Regions from separate parts of the Homo sapiens genome. Here region 2 is linked to region 1. The links are chromatin loops, found by intact Hi-C in ENCODE. Cell type or tissue: mammary epithelial cell. All regions are shown on one strand.

Evidence for each region. Hi-C counts contacts between places; a loop is a spot of excess contacts. Peaks named below come from ENCODE experiments on the same cell type or tissue, not always from the same donor. Only the 100,000 strongest peaks of a DNase experiment are listed, where the experiment ranks them.
Region 2: it touches region 1 in a loop (6-fold over the local background); 34 of 110 quality-filtered maps call a loop at or near these places.

Annotation. Positions count from the first base shown.
Region 1 is chr7:33,239,348-33,247,347 of GRCh38, reverse strand. All of the region lies in intron 5 of BBS9 (Bardet-Biedl syndrome 9), which reads right to left. Among named protein-coding and RNA genes, the nearest start is that of BBS9, 110 kb to the right of the region's middle. In mammary epithelial cell, a CTCF peak has its summit at 3,839 (motif pointing left); no DNase peak of the experiment used is centred here.
Region 2 is chr7:33,741,251-33,749,250 of GRCh38, reverse strand. No RefSeq gene overlaps it. Among named protein-coding and RNA genes, the nearest start is that of FLJ20712, 19 kb to the right of the region's middle. In mammary epithelial cell, a CTCF peak has its summit at 4,795 (motif pointing right); a DNase peak (open chromatin) is centred at 5,450; H3K27ac peaks cover 1,655 bases.

The sequences.
Region 1 (8,000 bases):
GGAGCTCTATCAGTTTCCTCAACTGTAAAGTAATGGTAAGAAGAGAATATTACATGATACTGCAATAAGGATTAAATATAATTAAAATACATACTGCCTAGTACCTAGCAAGCATTCACTAAATGTTAAGTAATTGATATTACTGGGTTATTCTATTCCTTATAGACCAAACTTAAAATTGAAAAACTTAAAAATCAAGGGAAAAAATTCTTTCAGAGAAAAATGGATAAAATTTAACATGAGAAAGACTGCATGCACACACACACACATACATATACACTCAGAAATTCATCTTTTTTGCCAAAAATGGGGGGGTTTTAAGACTTTAAAAAATATGAGAAGTCTCTCGGAACTTAGGTCTGTGGGAACTGTTGGCTGTTCAAATGATTTTCTGACTATTTTAAGTTAACTTTCCTCAAAATAGCAATTTCCTTAACATGCTAACTATTGAACTCTCTAAAGAAGAATATTGTGAGTGTGTCAGAATCTGGGAATGGGGAATGAGCTGTCTCTGTCTGCACACCCTCACCCCAACACACACACATATTCACATTCGTATTCTCTCTCTCCCTTCCCCCACCCCAATATTGATATTTTCTTACAGGATGACTCCCTAAGAAAGACAAGACAGACAACATCATACAGAAGAACCCGTGTACTTTAGCATTCCTTTCTTCTCCTGTATCCAAAAGAAAAATTATTAAAGAATGAGTATAACGTTGAGGCATAAATTTTAAAAATATAACCAGTTTCAAACTAAGGTAAACTACTCAAGGTAATAGCCAATCATGATAAGACCCCAGAGAATACTCCCAAAAATATTTAAAAACAAAAAAAATTAAATACTTTATTTTGTATAAATATTCCTCACTTGCAATAATATCAGTCCCATAAAGCGTTAACTTCAAAAGCTAAATATTTGCTTTTTACATATTATCAACTCTCTTAATCTTAAATCATTAGCATCTCAAAAGAAGAAACAAGAAAAAAACCTTAGTTTACACTGAACTCACTGTGACCAATTAATTAATGTTGTGGAAAAAAAAAAAAACAACTAAAGCCAGGAAATTATCAGCTGAGTTTCAACATGATTTAAACTTACATGGTTTTAAAAGGCAAATCAAAATGAATTAGGGATAGTTACAACACTAAATTTCCTGAACTGTCCATTCCTATCACAGACTTCAATGTGCCATTTAGCCATTGTTTGATCTCTTAAATGTCCTTGGTTTCTTCTAAGGGAAGTAGTTAAAATACCACGTTTAGTAAAAGTCATACATACAAATATACCAAAATATTCATCTTAATATACAAATGCAATCATGTTATCAACCCACTCAAAAACTTCCAAGATACTCCAGTACCTCCAGAATTAAGTATAAATTCATAAACAAGATATCCAAAAGAACTCCTCAGTGTATGTCTGCTAAATGAACATAGTACTCCCTCTCACCCAGCCCCATCAGCCAAATACTCCAAGTAAAATAACCCTGCCCTAAATGTCCTTATATCTTAAGTCCTTAAAGATGTTTATTTTCTTTTCATTATCTAGCTCATAGCATTGAGCACAGTCTCTTATATGTTAGTGCTCCAAAAATATCTGTTTAACTAAACTGAACCATCATAAAAGCAAGAAACTATGTTAAACTGTAGTTCTAGATTAGCAATATGTCAATTACCATCAAGAGGACCAAAATGTTTGAAAGTATCACCATATTCACATGACAATTCCATAAGAACTGCCATTATGTTTTATTCACCATGCCTCTCCATCCCTGATAGTCCCTCGCATCCACTAGAACCAAAAGTATTTACTGAATGAATGAATAGCATCAAAGTAAAAATAATATAAGGTGAAAGTCCTGAAATAATTAGTTTTGGTATGTGACACTTAAGAGACTGTGATTCAAAATTATTACAGAGTTTAGTATCCATCTTGGTATTACAGAGTTAGAACTAAGTCAAAAGACTAAGTACTCATTGTATGCCTAACACTAGAAACACTAAGATCTGTTAAGAAGAGAGGGGAAAGGTTAAGGTTAAATCTGCTCTTAAAAAAATAAAATAAAGAGATAAAGCCTACTGGAAAGACAATATAAAAAATATAGGAAATAAAGGAAGCATGGCTGAGAACTCTACAAGGAAAATATACAAATTAGGAGAAAAATCATTCAACCACAAAGAATAAATTGTGGAAGCCCAAAGTGGACACCAAAGGAGCAGAATGATCCTTAGATCCCTTAGTATTTCATAAAACTCTGACTTCAAAAGCATACTCAGATTAAACTTAAAGCTCTAGTAATTATTAGAGCCTGGGTACAAAGTCTTTTTCTTTTCAATACAAAACAAGAGATTATTATCAGCAGGCAAAGTACCAAAAAGGGGCACTAATTAGGATACTCCCTGACTGTTCCCTGTTTCCAAAGCAGGATGGTATATCATAAAACAACAAATTGAACAAATATGGAAAGAGTATCAAATGTAGATATAGTACCAATAAGTAGTGGAAAGGGCAGTGATTTTTGATTCAGAAACACAAGATGATAAGGTTTTGAATTCTGGCTTTCACAGACACATCCTAAATATGTGACTTGGGTACTTTGTTTAATTTCATCCAGTTGGTATCTTCAAATGCAAAATAAGCCTTATTATAACCTCTATACCGCAATGGGTTGCTAGAAAGACTAAAGGAGGGGAGGAGGGAACCTGTATTAACTACCTGGTACAGTACATAGAACATGGTAGGAATGTATGGCAATCTTAAACCAAAATTTAGCATGCTTTAAAAAAAGTATCAAGCCAACTTCCCCCAGCACCCATACTTATTTATACCTTGGATATCAGATAATTTAGTTATTAAGTCTCACTCTTTACATACCAAAGGATAGAAAAGATCCCAGAGGAAGGTTAGGAAAAAATGTGCCAGGAAGTTGGAAATGGTTCAATTCAGAAATGTCAATTTTTATTTGCTAAAGTACTCAGTAAAACAGTGATTCCCAGGCTCATGAATTTCATTCACCTGTAACATTTCAGAAACTACTGGAGAACATCGTAGGGTTGTCAGCCTTGTGAAAAGCCCATCAGGATGTTTGTTTGTTTATTTGTTTGTTTGTTTTTTGAGATGGAGTCTCACTCTGTCACCCAGGCTGGAGTGCAGTGGCACAATCTCGGCTCACTGCAACCTCTACCTCCCGGGTTCAGGCAATTCTCCTGCCTCAGCCTCCTGAGTAGCTGGGACTGCAGCCATGTGGCACCACTTCTGGCTAATTTTTGTATTTTTTATTAGAGACAGGGTTTCATCATGTTGGTTGGCCAGGTTGGTCTTGAACCTCCTGACCTCAGGTGATCTGCCCGCCTCAGCTTCCCAAAGTGCTGAGATTACAGGTGTGAGCCACTCCGCCTGGCCCCAGTCAGGAAATTTTTTAAAGAAATAGATTATAATCACCAATATTCTCTTAAAAGACAATACTAATACAAATAAGTAGGAAGTAAAAAATGTCATCACTAAGTGTAGTCCTCTAACTGAATAAATTTTAGCTTTAACTTACTTACATTAGCTCTTTTTCGTCCATTATCTTAAGACCATCCAAAACTTTAACATAGGATAGTAATTGAGAACCTCTGTTACAACTCAGCATTAACCATTTTTAAGGAACTTGGGAACAACTATTATAAAGAACTCAGAAAACAAACACAAAAAGTTTTTCTCTTCCAGGAACAAAAGAAAAACTGGTTCCTATTCAGGCCTAGGTGAGGAAACAGACATTTTCCATAAATATTCTGACTTGTTAAAATCTCACTACTCTAAGAGTTCTGGAATCAAAAAGTGAGACAAAGGCTCCCTCTGCTGACAAGTAGGCAGTACGATCCCATTAAAAATCTTCCCAATATTAATTGGATACTGCATAGGCTTTTACTATTCTCTATCAAAGACTGGCTTTATTTTATGCCTTAAAACAGGAATTCAGCTGCATCAGATATGAATGTGAAGGACATGTGTAACTATGTAACACTCCTTGTGTATTCCAATAGATATTTCTAAATCAGCTTTCAAAATTCTTGGTTTCTGCTCTATGCTCTAAAAGTTAACTGAGCTCCAATGTCATACAAGGAGGAAATTAAACAAGGAAGGCTAAAGAATTGAGACAGGTTTTAAGAGGGTTTGAGGAACAACGGTAGCAATCTATGAATACATTGATGACCTTTTCTAACAGAAGTCCAATGAAATTAACAGAACCAAATGAAAGACTTCCGAATTAACAGTAATAGCCATTTACAACGTGGTCCATACATTATTAGCACATCCAACTATTCTATAACTTGGGAACGTCAAGAATTATTGTCCTCATTTACTGTGGAGAGACCTAAGGCTCAAGAAAGTTCAAATGATTTATTAAAGGACACACAGCTGGTAAGTAGCAGGGCCAGAACTCAACACTACGTCTTCTAACCTTCCTACTGTTTCTCCAACTGAATGTTATGCATAGTGTAGGTACCTAATGACATAATTTCTAAATTCCTTTCTGATTCCAAATTTAACATGGTCTATCATTACCATAGCATTTTATATGCTTATAAGTAACATCTAATTTAAATATAAAATGTTAAATATTTCACTTTAGCAGACAAAACTTGATGCTGAATTCTTTGTTAATTGCTTGCAAATGTAAATAAAATCAAACAATAAGTAGGGGACAAGTAGAGGAGGAGAATAGCATATAAGACCCTGATTCTCAGACTAAAATTACTGTATAAAATGTTTGTTCAAAGCAGTACTTTTAAGTACATCAATATGCTGCAAAAAAAAAGTAAATAAAATTTAGAAGCTAAAAACTAAGTAAAAGTGTGAACCCCATAAAGGTAAAAAGAGCTGTTGGGCATTTTCCTAAATCAGACAACCATAAGCTTCAGTTTTCCTGCTCTCAAATGAGATACAGTAAAGGAGAAAAAACTTGTGGACCACCTTTTGTGGAGAATCTAGTAGATCCTCATATTGACTTTATCTCCCCAGTACAAAGCAAAGACCACAAAGAGCTCTACCTCTACTGTAAGGAGAACTTGTAAATAGCATTCCCCCTCAAGCCCAGGAGAAAGCAAAATAAAGTACACATCTCAAAACCTGGAACCAGATGAAGGAAAAAAAAATCTATCCTAGGAATTCATAAACCCCAAACTGATTTTAATGTGGGTTTGCAGACTAAATTCATTCTATTGGACGACCCAAGAAACCTCAGTCTGTGATTTTAGTATAAAGTGATACTGGGTTGGAAGTACCACCAAACATCTGACAAAAGATTACTCAAATCTTTGAAGAAAGACACCAATCATTCCCATTGATAATGTTCAAAAGAATATGACCTCAAAGTCAAAGTTACAATACACAAAAAATTGAAGGTAACATGACCAAGAAACAGCAAAAATAATAGAGAATGAGATGAAAACTGCAAAGACTTCGTGTACTGAAATTGACAGAAAATATAAAAATATTACACTTTCTGTTTAAGGAAATAAAAGCAGGTATTAAAAATGATTAAGAGACCTTATCAATGACCAAGCGAAATTTTTAAAAGAACAGAAATTTGAGAAATAAAAAATATAATAATTAAGAGTGAACAAAGTTAACAAAACTCTAAGAGCAGTTTTAATAAGAATTTGTAACTAAATAGCAGTGATTTAGAAAGCAAAACAAATAAATCTAAAAAAATCCAAGATGCATCAAAATACTAGAGATGAATGGAAAATACATGTGAAGTTAAGAGACATAAAGAATAGCATAAGATTGTCTAACTTATATCTAACTGGATTTTCACAGGTACATAATAGAGAAAATATGGAAAAAGCAACATTCAAAGAAATAATGGCTGAGAATTATCCAGAACTGTTGAAAGTCACCAATGCTAATCCAGTTTTAAGTCCAATAAATCCCAAGTGGGATAAATAAAAATAAATCATCCCTTAGATACCTGATAAGAAACTGCAGAAGCACAGAGAATGTCTCAAAAGCAAATAGAAAAAGACTGAAACCTAACTTCTTTCTATCAATGGAAGCCAGAGTAGAGTGGAATGTTATATATTGTGTAGGAAAAATAACTATCAACATAGCTTTGCCTACCTAGTCTTCTCCTTGCCCTCCCCTCCAAAAAATGTTTTAAAGTAATAAAACAAAGATTTCATTCACAATAGCCACCAAGCAATTAGGTTCCTAACACACTAACGCTAGGTCAACTTCGAGATCTTGACTTGCTCAGGAAGGCTACATTAAGTAAGGTCAAATTAAGTAATATACCCCTAAGATACACCCTTATTAACATGGTATCTTTTCCCTCGTAATGGTTGTGATTTGACACCTATTGCTATCTACTTAATCATTATCTACTTAATGTTTATCTCCCTCCCCAAACTTAAAGAAGCCACAGACCTCGATTTTGTATCCATAGTGCCTACCAGGGTGCTGGCACATAAATGGAAGAAAAGAAGGAAGTGAGCAAGTGGGGTGGGAAGGAAAGAGACAGAGAAGATCTAACCAACCAAAAAACTAATACAGGTAAAACGTAAAATTTTTTTACTGAAAGACATAAAAGAATATCTAAATAAATAAGATATACTGTGTTCCTGGATGGGAAAAATTGTATCACAAACATGCCAGTTATGCATTACAATAATTTATAGATTTAATGCAATGCCAAATAATATTCTAAAACAATTTTTTTCATGGAACTCAATAAACTATCTTTTAAAGTTCAAGGGGGAAGTGAAAAGGAGCAAAAATAACATAGAAATTTTTTGAAGAACAATGGGTGGGCCCAGTGGCACACGCCTGTAATCCCAGAACTTTAGGAGGTCAAGGTGGGAGAATTGCTTGAGCCAAGTTCAAGGCCATCCTGGGAAACACAGCAAGACCTCATCTCTACAAAATAAAAAAATTAGCCAGGCATGGTGGCGCCTGCCTGTTGTCCCAGCTACTCAGGAAGCTAAGGTGCGAGGATCAGTTGAGCCCAGGACGTCAAAACTACAGTGAGCCATGATCATGGCACTGCACTCCACTATGGGTGACATAGCAAGATCCTGTCTCAAAAAAAAAAAAAAAGAACAATGAAGAATGATTAGCCCTCCTACACAGCAAAACATACTGTACATTAATATTTTTATATGGTATGGCATTCATTATAGATAAACTACAGACAAATAAGTCAAAGGAAATAAATAGTCTAAAAACAAATTAATGACTATGGGAATTTAGCATATGAGAAAAGAATATTCATAAAAGGTGCCTGGACAACTGGATAAATGTTTGGGGGGAAAACTGGAGCCCTACTGTAAACCAAATCTTTAAAAAATACTTTTTTAAGACAGGGTCTTGCTCTGTCACCCAGACTGGAGTACGGTGGCACAATCACTGCAGCCTCAAACTCCTGGACTCATGGGATCCTCCTACCTCAGCCTCTGAAGCAGCTGAGACTACAGGTGTGCAGCACCACCATGCCTGGCTAATTTTTTATATTTTTTTAGAGATGGGGTCTACATTGCTCAGGCTGGTCTTGAATTCCTGGCCTCAAGCAATCCACCTGCCTCAGACAACCAAAGCACTGGGATTATAGATGTGGGCCACCATGCCTAGTCCATATCTAAAAATAAATTTAAGAAAAGACATTAAATATTTTAGAATGTTAGTATAGGAAAGGTCTTAATGAGAATACAAAGATCAGAAGCCATAACAAAAGATTAAAATATTTGATATCATAAAAAATTAAAACATCTGTATGATTAGGCAAAGTTGGGGCATGGTGGCACGTGCCTGTAATCCCAGCTACTTGGGAGACTGAGGCAGGAGAATCGCTTGAACCAGGGAATCAGAGGTTGCAGTGAGCCGAGATTGCACCACTGCACTCCAGCCTGGTGACAGAGCAAGACTCTGTCTCAAAAAAAAAAAGTTAAAAAGATAACCCACCACTCATAGGCTGTGTGTTCATGGGCAGATTGCTTAATCTTGCAAATCTTAA
Region 2 (8,000 bases), 500 kb before region 1:
CAAAAAAGTTTTTGCCAGATGTCCCCAGGAGACTCTGATGTAGGTGGCCCATGGGCTACACTTTGAGAAGCACTCACTAAGCTTATATGGACAGAATCTTTTTATAGATTCTGCCTTCAGAACTCTCCCTTTGCAGCATCCTGCTGAGGGGGTGTCCCCTTCCCAAAGATGGCCACCAGGCAACACGGCCGCAGTGGCTGCCCGGTGCAGCGAGGCCATGGGACGCATTCCTCCAGCTGCTCTGGATCCCCTAGAGTGAGGCTTTCATCAGTTGGATTCCTGTCCTGGAGCTCAGCCAGTTCCAGGATAAGGGCCTGGGACACTGGGCTCTCGAATAGATTTTGATGCTGGGTTTGTTTGCTGATCTGTTGTTCTTGTTTATTTTTAAGACTTGAGGGTGTGTTTGAATCCTGAAAGGGACGTAATAAAGGGGAGAAGCTAAGATGAAGGAGGAGAGGGCCTTCCTACCTGAAGGAGGCCCCAAGAAGGCAGCAGAGAGGGATCTGAGCACAGTTCCTCCAGTGTGGTTAGGAGCAAGAAGTGGCGGATGAGCGTAGGGGCAAGTGAGAGCCTGGGCTCAGCAACAGGCTCCATCTGGCAGCTCCACTATGAGGCTGAAACTGAGGGAGGGTTCCAGTGGAACCAACTTTTAGAGAGAGTACAGGGAATGGAGGCATCTTGGTGAAGGAGGGAAGAGTGAGCTCTCTGGAAAAATGAAGTAAGTTTGCTGTACTCCATCGGGATCCCAGTTAGCATTGTTATTTCAGAATTTATGATGTTAAAAATTGACACAGTTGTGCAGATTTCCTCCGGCGATTTTCAGACGCCAGGAGAAGGTAGAGGATGGATTGATCCAGGGTTGGAGTCTTGCTAATTCCATTTTGGAAGGACAGAGATGCATAGGAATTTAATATGTAAAAGATTAGTTTTATGAAATCTGAACTGAACAATAAAGACAGGAGGCAGGTGATGGATAATGAGAAAATGTATATATGGGGAGCTGGTCAAAGGTCCCAATTAATTCTAAGAGCAATTGAAGATGGAAGGGGTGTTGAATAGACGGCTGGAGAGGAGAAGAGGCTAAGTTCAAGAGTGGGATGTTTGTTTTCTATGGAGAAGTTCCCGGAACTGACAAGGATCAGGATGTGACCATGGGAGGAAGCTGCTGAAGTTGGATAGAAGAGGAAAAGATGACATAGTCCCAGAACAGAGAGGATGGTGGATGGGTTAGTTGCTTGAAAGTGATTTCTATGGTAAGCGAACCACTTTCTTACCATTGTGATTTCTATTAGGTATAATAACCGAAATGGATAATTCCACCCCAAACTATTACAGAGGCGATGGCATTGCATCAATGTGAGACATGCTTCTGGGGAGAGCGTGGTTCATGTCCCTTGCCCAGGGAGGATGGCATAGTATAGAGAATTTGCTCCTCTGTTCTCTATCGTCATTTTGAAGGACTCTGAATGGTATAAAAATGATTAGCCCCTATCCCTCACTTTAAAAATGGAATTTTACCATAGCTTAGCCTAGCCTGCCTTAAACGTGCTCGGAGCACTTACATTAGCCTAGAGTTTGGCAAAATCATCTCACACAAAGACCTTTTTATAAGAAAGTGTTGAATATCTCAAGTAATTTATTAAATACTGTACTGAAGGTGAAAAACAGAATGGTACCCAAAACACTGTTTTTACCGACTTCACCTTATGTTCCCACCATCATAAAGTCAAAAATCGTAAGTTGAACCATCGTAAATTGAGGACTGTCTGTGTACAATTTTTGTTGGTTAAAAATAAATAATCATAAAGAAAAAATAAAAATGGATTTTTATTTCTTAGTGTCAAAAATTTAGAAGATAAACGCAAGGAAAAAGAAACAGAGAAAATGAAAAACTGTGTATCGTATATTACTCAAAATATCACCTTATGAAGAAAACCACTATGTACATTTTAATGTATATAATTCTAGGATGTGTGTGTGTACACTTGTGTGCATTTTTTTAAAAAAATAAAATTATATTGCATAGTAATATGCTTGTCTCATCTGTTTAGTTATAAATGGATTCCCATGTCAGTAAAAAATCATCCAACATGGTTTATTTTTACATTGTTTTCTTCAACATGATTTTTAGTGTCTATCCTACTTCATAGGTAAACTACAATTTCTTCAATCCCCTATTTTCTCATTTTTAGACATTAGAAAAAATGCAATGATGAACATCTTTGTAAGTACATCTTTGGACACACCCATGATTATTTCCTTCAGTGAATTTTCTAGAAAGAGTCTTCCTCAAGGCCATACTTGTCTTGATGTGTTTTTACACAGCCAAACTGCTATGCAAGAAGGTTGTATCAATTTAGAAATATCAGAAGTGCCAGTTTCTACACACCCTCACAGGTATGAGGCATTATTCCTCTTTGGAATTAGTCTCTGTAATCTTTGCCAATCTGATAGCTGGAAAGTAGCATTGCATTTTTATTTACATTTTATGGATTCCCTGGGATGTTGAACATCATCTCACACAGATGCATTCCTGGCCCCACCTTCACCCCTTCCCAAACTACTTTTCCCAGCCTGAACTTTGGAATTTTGCCCTGAACGTACACTGAAGAACACTCTGAAGAAGAGTCCCACAAAGTGTGTGCTTGTATTCACTATAAAAATGTTATGGAGGGTTGGGATCATCAGGAAAGATGTCTTTTTCTAGGACCTTTTTTACTGAGAGGAATAGGCTGCTTCTGAATATCCATTTTATTTTCATCTCATTGATGCTGTGGAATGTGTAGTTCACTCAAGTCTATTCCACATGCCTTCCTGGGTACCAAGCCGACCTCTCTCTTGTCTCCTTGTTGTCTTTCCAATCTTTATTTTTCCTTTGTCATATTTTCTGCAACTATTTCTAATTTGATTGCTTCTTGCTTCTTGGGCATTTATGCAACACAGGGTGTAAAGAGATAAAATATGGTAATTGATGGGTTGATTATGGAGTTTTACGATGGGTACCAACCCCATACCTTGGCAGACACTGATACTGAGCTAATGTGGAGCTTCCCAGAGTTTTGTGCATTATGGTACACACAGAAAATGATGATGTTGGTATGACTCATTCAGGAAAAAGGAGGAGATTCCAGAGCCAGAGGAGATTGTTGAGGGATTCTATTCCCACCCCATCCCATTCCCTAAGGCGTGGGAAGACCATTGGTGGCATACAAGTTGAGAAGCCCTGGACCAGTGGAACAAAGATACTTTACTAAAGTAAAGCTAATAAAAGTAAATTCTTTCCCGACTTGTTCCTACTTCAAAAGAAATGCTTTTTTTCCCCTCAGGTAAATGTATATTATTTCAATATACTATAAAGAAAACGAGAATGATTCCCTAGTATGGAAGTTACCTACAGACCGCTGCTACCCTTACGTGCTTCTAGAATTTCTGTTCACCCATGTCCTTTTCCTTCTTTTCTTCCATGCTTTTTTTTTTTTTTTTTTTTTTTTTTGAGACAGTGTCTCACTCTGTCACCTGGGTTGGAGCACAGTGGCACGATCTCGGCTCACTGCAACCTCCACCTCCCAGGTTCAAACAATTCTCCTGCCTCAGCCTCCTGAGTAGCTGGGATTACAGGAGCCTGCCACCACACCCAGCTAATTTTTTTTTTCTATTTTTAGTAGAGACGGGGTTTCACTGTGTTGGTCAGCTGGTCTCAAACTCCTGACCTCATGATCTGCCTGCTTCAGCCTCCCAAAGTGCTGGGATTATAGGTGTGAGCCACCACGCCCGACTCCCATGCTTCTTTAAAAGCATCCAATCCCTTCTCAGAGCCTCAAGATGGCACCTTCTATTCATGGAGACCCTGGAATCTTTGGCTCTGCCTCTCCTAGGCTGGCTCCCGGGTGTCCTTTTCCTTCTGCTCCAGGCTCCCGGTCCTGCCTTTCTCTCTGTCTTCACCATCTCTTGGGTCCCTTCCTTCTGCCTCCGCCCAGACTAGGATTCAGACACCTCATCTCAATGTCTTATCTCACAGTGGCAGAGAGGACTCAGATGTTCGCCGTGCGTGTTTCAGTTTTCTGGACACAAGGCTAAGCTGCCTTTCCTGGCATGCCTGTATCTAGGTGGGGCACCACAGAGGGTCTCACCATAGCATGTATGTAGGGCTGGCTATGTCACTGCTGGGCCCAAGGAGTTCAGCACGTGTGTCTTCTTTACTCTCTCTCTTCCCCCATCTGCCAGCTGGACCACAGCAAGGTGACATTGAAGTCCCATTCTGGACATGGCAAAGCCACACAGTGGGAGAAGAATGAAACCCTGAATGACTGCACAGGGTAGGGCTCCCCACTAACTGCACTGAGCTGTGACATGGTAGAGAGATAAATGTATGTAGTTTAAGATAATCAAAATTCAGGGAGTTGCCTGTTATAGCAGTTAGCATATGCTAATTATGTACTCATTTTTTCTTCTGTTTCTAAAGAAAGGAAAAGCAGGCCCTTCTAACTTTTTCATTTTAAGATTATGATTACCAGTCACCAGGGTATATACCCCAGATACAGGTTTTTGTTTTTTTGGTGTTTTTTTTTTTAAAGGGCAAGGGAGGTTTTGGAATTATTAAATTCTTAGAACAGTGTTTCGCAGAGGGCACTTTGTGGAACACTAGTTCCCCCAGGAGTACATAGCAAAATTTAGAAAAGGAGGTTCTATGGCTTAATAATATTGGGAAATGCCGAATTAAAGGCAGTGGGCTTCTTTGCTACAGGCCTTCTCAGGGCCTTTGATAGACAGTTGTACATTGTCTCTCTCCACAAGGGGGCTCTGTTGAACATATTTGTCTCAACCCAGAAGACTAAAGAGCAAATTGGAGCAGAGCAAGAACTGGCTCCTTTCAGAGTGAAATTGGTACCTCTGGGTACCTTTAGAAGTAGAAATCACATTCTGCTGGGACCCTGCCCCAGCCTAGAGTGATTCACCTAAAGCAGATCTTTTAATGACCCCTCCCCCATAGCAGAGGACCCAATCTAGGGGCGCCTGTTCCATCATCCACCTCCTCATGTTGCATCAAACCCACCAAGGTGATGGTGGTACCACGGTCCCTGGTGAAAGCAACAAGCCCCTCCCACCTCAGGGCTGCTGGCGTGGAACCATCATGGCCTCTTCCCAGGAAGGCAAAGAAAAGACAGTCTCCAATTGCCCAACAGCTACTGCAGTTGAATAGTTGATGTGGTATAGCTAAAGGGAAGGTTGGTAAGAGTCATACCATGTGTGATATGAAGGGAAAGATTGAGGAAGGACAACCAAGTCCTCAGTAGAACAGAGGAAACCAAGTCAGCATGACAAGCATCGGATTGTGTACTTAGTGACAGTCTAGAGAGGGCAAGAGGTGTTGTTGCCCAAATTCCATATGAGCACATTAGCAGTCAACCGCCTGCAAGCCTTCCAGTAAATAGAGTGCAGCCTTGCGTCAATTTCTGAGAGAAAGACTGTCCGAACTTGCTCTGAATCACATCCAACTGAATGTTGTAACCCTACAGTCTTCAAGCCTCAACACTAACTCTAAACTGTATCACTTGCCCCTGCCTGAAACCCGAGATTCCATTTCCTGCCATGATTGCAGCACACAGAGCTCAGCAGACAAGTTGCTTGTAAGACACTTTTAAGACAAACTAAATGAGCATTTTAGGTTTTAATCTCATCTGGAAGATGGCTAGCACCAACACCAGGAGAAATCTCTGTCAGCTTAAACCAGAGGAGTCAATGTTGTCCCAAGAAAGGAAGCAGAATAAGGCCTGCCCTCAGTGGCACTCACCAGTGACTCCCCCATCTGTGGCACACTAACGGAGCAAAAATGCCAGCTGGCATTATAGAAATCATCCAACACCCAGGACCCTGGACTGCTCCTTGTGTACTTAAGAACTCAAGTCATCGTCTACCTAGATTTGGCAGGGAAAACTGAATGTCCAGGCTGAAACTGTACCTTTCATCTCTCTAGATACCAAAGGCCAGGCATTCATGCTCCTCAAAGTCAAACCACGCCTCAGTACCAGCATCATCCATGAATCCAGCCTCTGCCAGGGAGAAACAGTGCCTGGAACAGCTGCTGGGCCTTCACCAGTCTCACTCTCCCCACCGCTCTACCTCCTTTATTTGTGTTTCCCACAGTACTGGACACACCAAAGCACAATAGATCCCTGTCAAATGAGTGAAAACCAGGTGAAATACATGGAATAATGCCTTGACCAACTCTAGCTCCAACCAAAGTGCTGACAGTCTCTTTTGCTCCCCTTGGTGTCTTCATTGGATCTCCTAATTGTTCTCCAGCATCATCCTCTCTGAGTATATGTTACAGACACAGTTCCCAGGCCTGCCATTAGACATTCAGAAGTAGAGGCAGAGGGGAGAGCCCAGGAATCTGTATTCTGAAGCCTCTGCCCAGGAGACACTCTGCACATAGAGTGTGAAGAATGCTGCCCTAGGTTCCTACTCCCGGCAGCCTTCCTTCCATCCGGAGTGAACTGCAGACCTGCCCACACCCACTCACTTCCTGCTTCCCTGAGGACGCCCATTCGCAGGCTAGCCTCTCTCCTCTCTACCACTGCCAAACCAGAGAGCTCTGGTCTCTGAGAAAGGAGCACACCCTTCCCAGTCTTGCCCATAATCCCACCTCTACTGCCCCACCAGGCCATCGCTGCTGCCCACGTGTGCTGTCAGATGAGATTCTGCTGCTTCCCCTCCATGTGAGAGATCACACTCAATGTCCCCATTCTTAAAAAAAAAAAAAAAAAAATTCAGGTCTGTCTTCCCTTCACCACCAAACCCATTAACCTCCTGCCTACCCTGGTCCTCCTTATTCCCCACCTCCCCCTTACTCTCCAGTCCTGCCTGCCTTCCTGCACCACTCTACTGGACCACCTGCAGCATCTGTCATGAAAATGATGCTGTGTTACACCCAAAGGGTGCTTTATAGCTCATGAAACACTTTCACATATGTTTTGTCATTTGAACCTCATGACTCTGAAAAAAGCATGCAATATCTCAGTCCCAAACTTCAGGCTAGATGATCGTACCACCTTCCCCATGTTTGCCATATCCTTTTGTCCCTCAGTTACTTACTAAGCATTTTTCTTAAATAGACTCACCTATTTTAACAAATTTATTTTGAAAGAAAAATGTATATTGTTCTTATTAATAATCAGTATCATTGGTCTTAAATAAGAGGCACTAGTATAAAGAAATTCAGTGAAAACAAAACATTGTTGTTCAATTTTAAAGTCAGAGACTGTGGCCTGTGGCTGAAGGTGAACTCCTGAGCCCCTGGAGAAAGTCAGCTCTCTGGTTTCCCCCACTGCTCCCACCCAGAGGAGGAAGGCTCACTCCACCTACTGAGCTTCCTCCTGGCCCTTCCAGGTCCATAGAGGCCTGTCTCACTCACAAGGGTCAACATCAACCCTTCCCCTGTCCCCAGATGCCAGACTTTTCCCAGGACCTAGTCCCAGACACTGCTTTCTAACCACTGTCCAACCCACGAGGAGGAGGCTCCACCCCAGTCCCACCCATAAGGATCTCAGCGGAGCCTCACGCCCAGGTGCCCACAGATTTCTTTGATGGCCCATAGGAGAGGCAAGGAATGGGGCATTGGGAGGACATAGTGGGGGCCACGCTTGAGTGACCACGTTTCCCGCATTTCCTTTGTAAGTCTAGCCAGAAACGATTTCCTGACAAGGCTTAGAGCCCACAGTCCATTCACATTTTGTCTTAAAATAAGGATGCTGCAGGCATTGTGAAAAACAGTACGGAGGGTCCTCAAAAAATTAAGCGTAGAACTACCATTTGATCCACCAATTTCACTTCTGGACGTGTACACAAAGAAATCAAAAGCAGGGCCTTGAAGAGGTATTTGTATGCCCATGTTCATAGCAGCATTATTCACAAAATCCAAAGGCGGAAATAACCCGTGTCCTGGATAGTTGAATGAATAAGCAAAATGTGGTCAATCTGTACAATGGAATATTATTCAA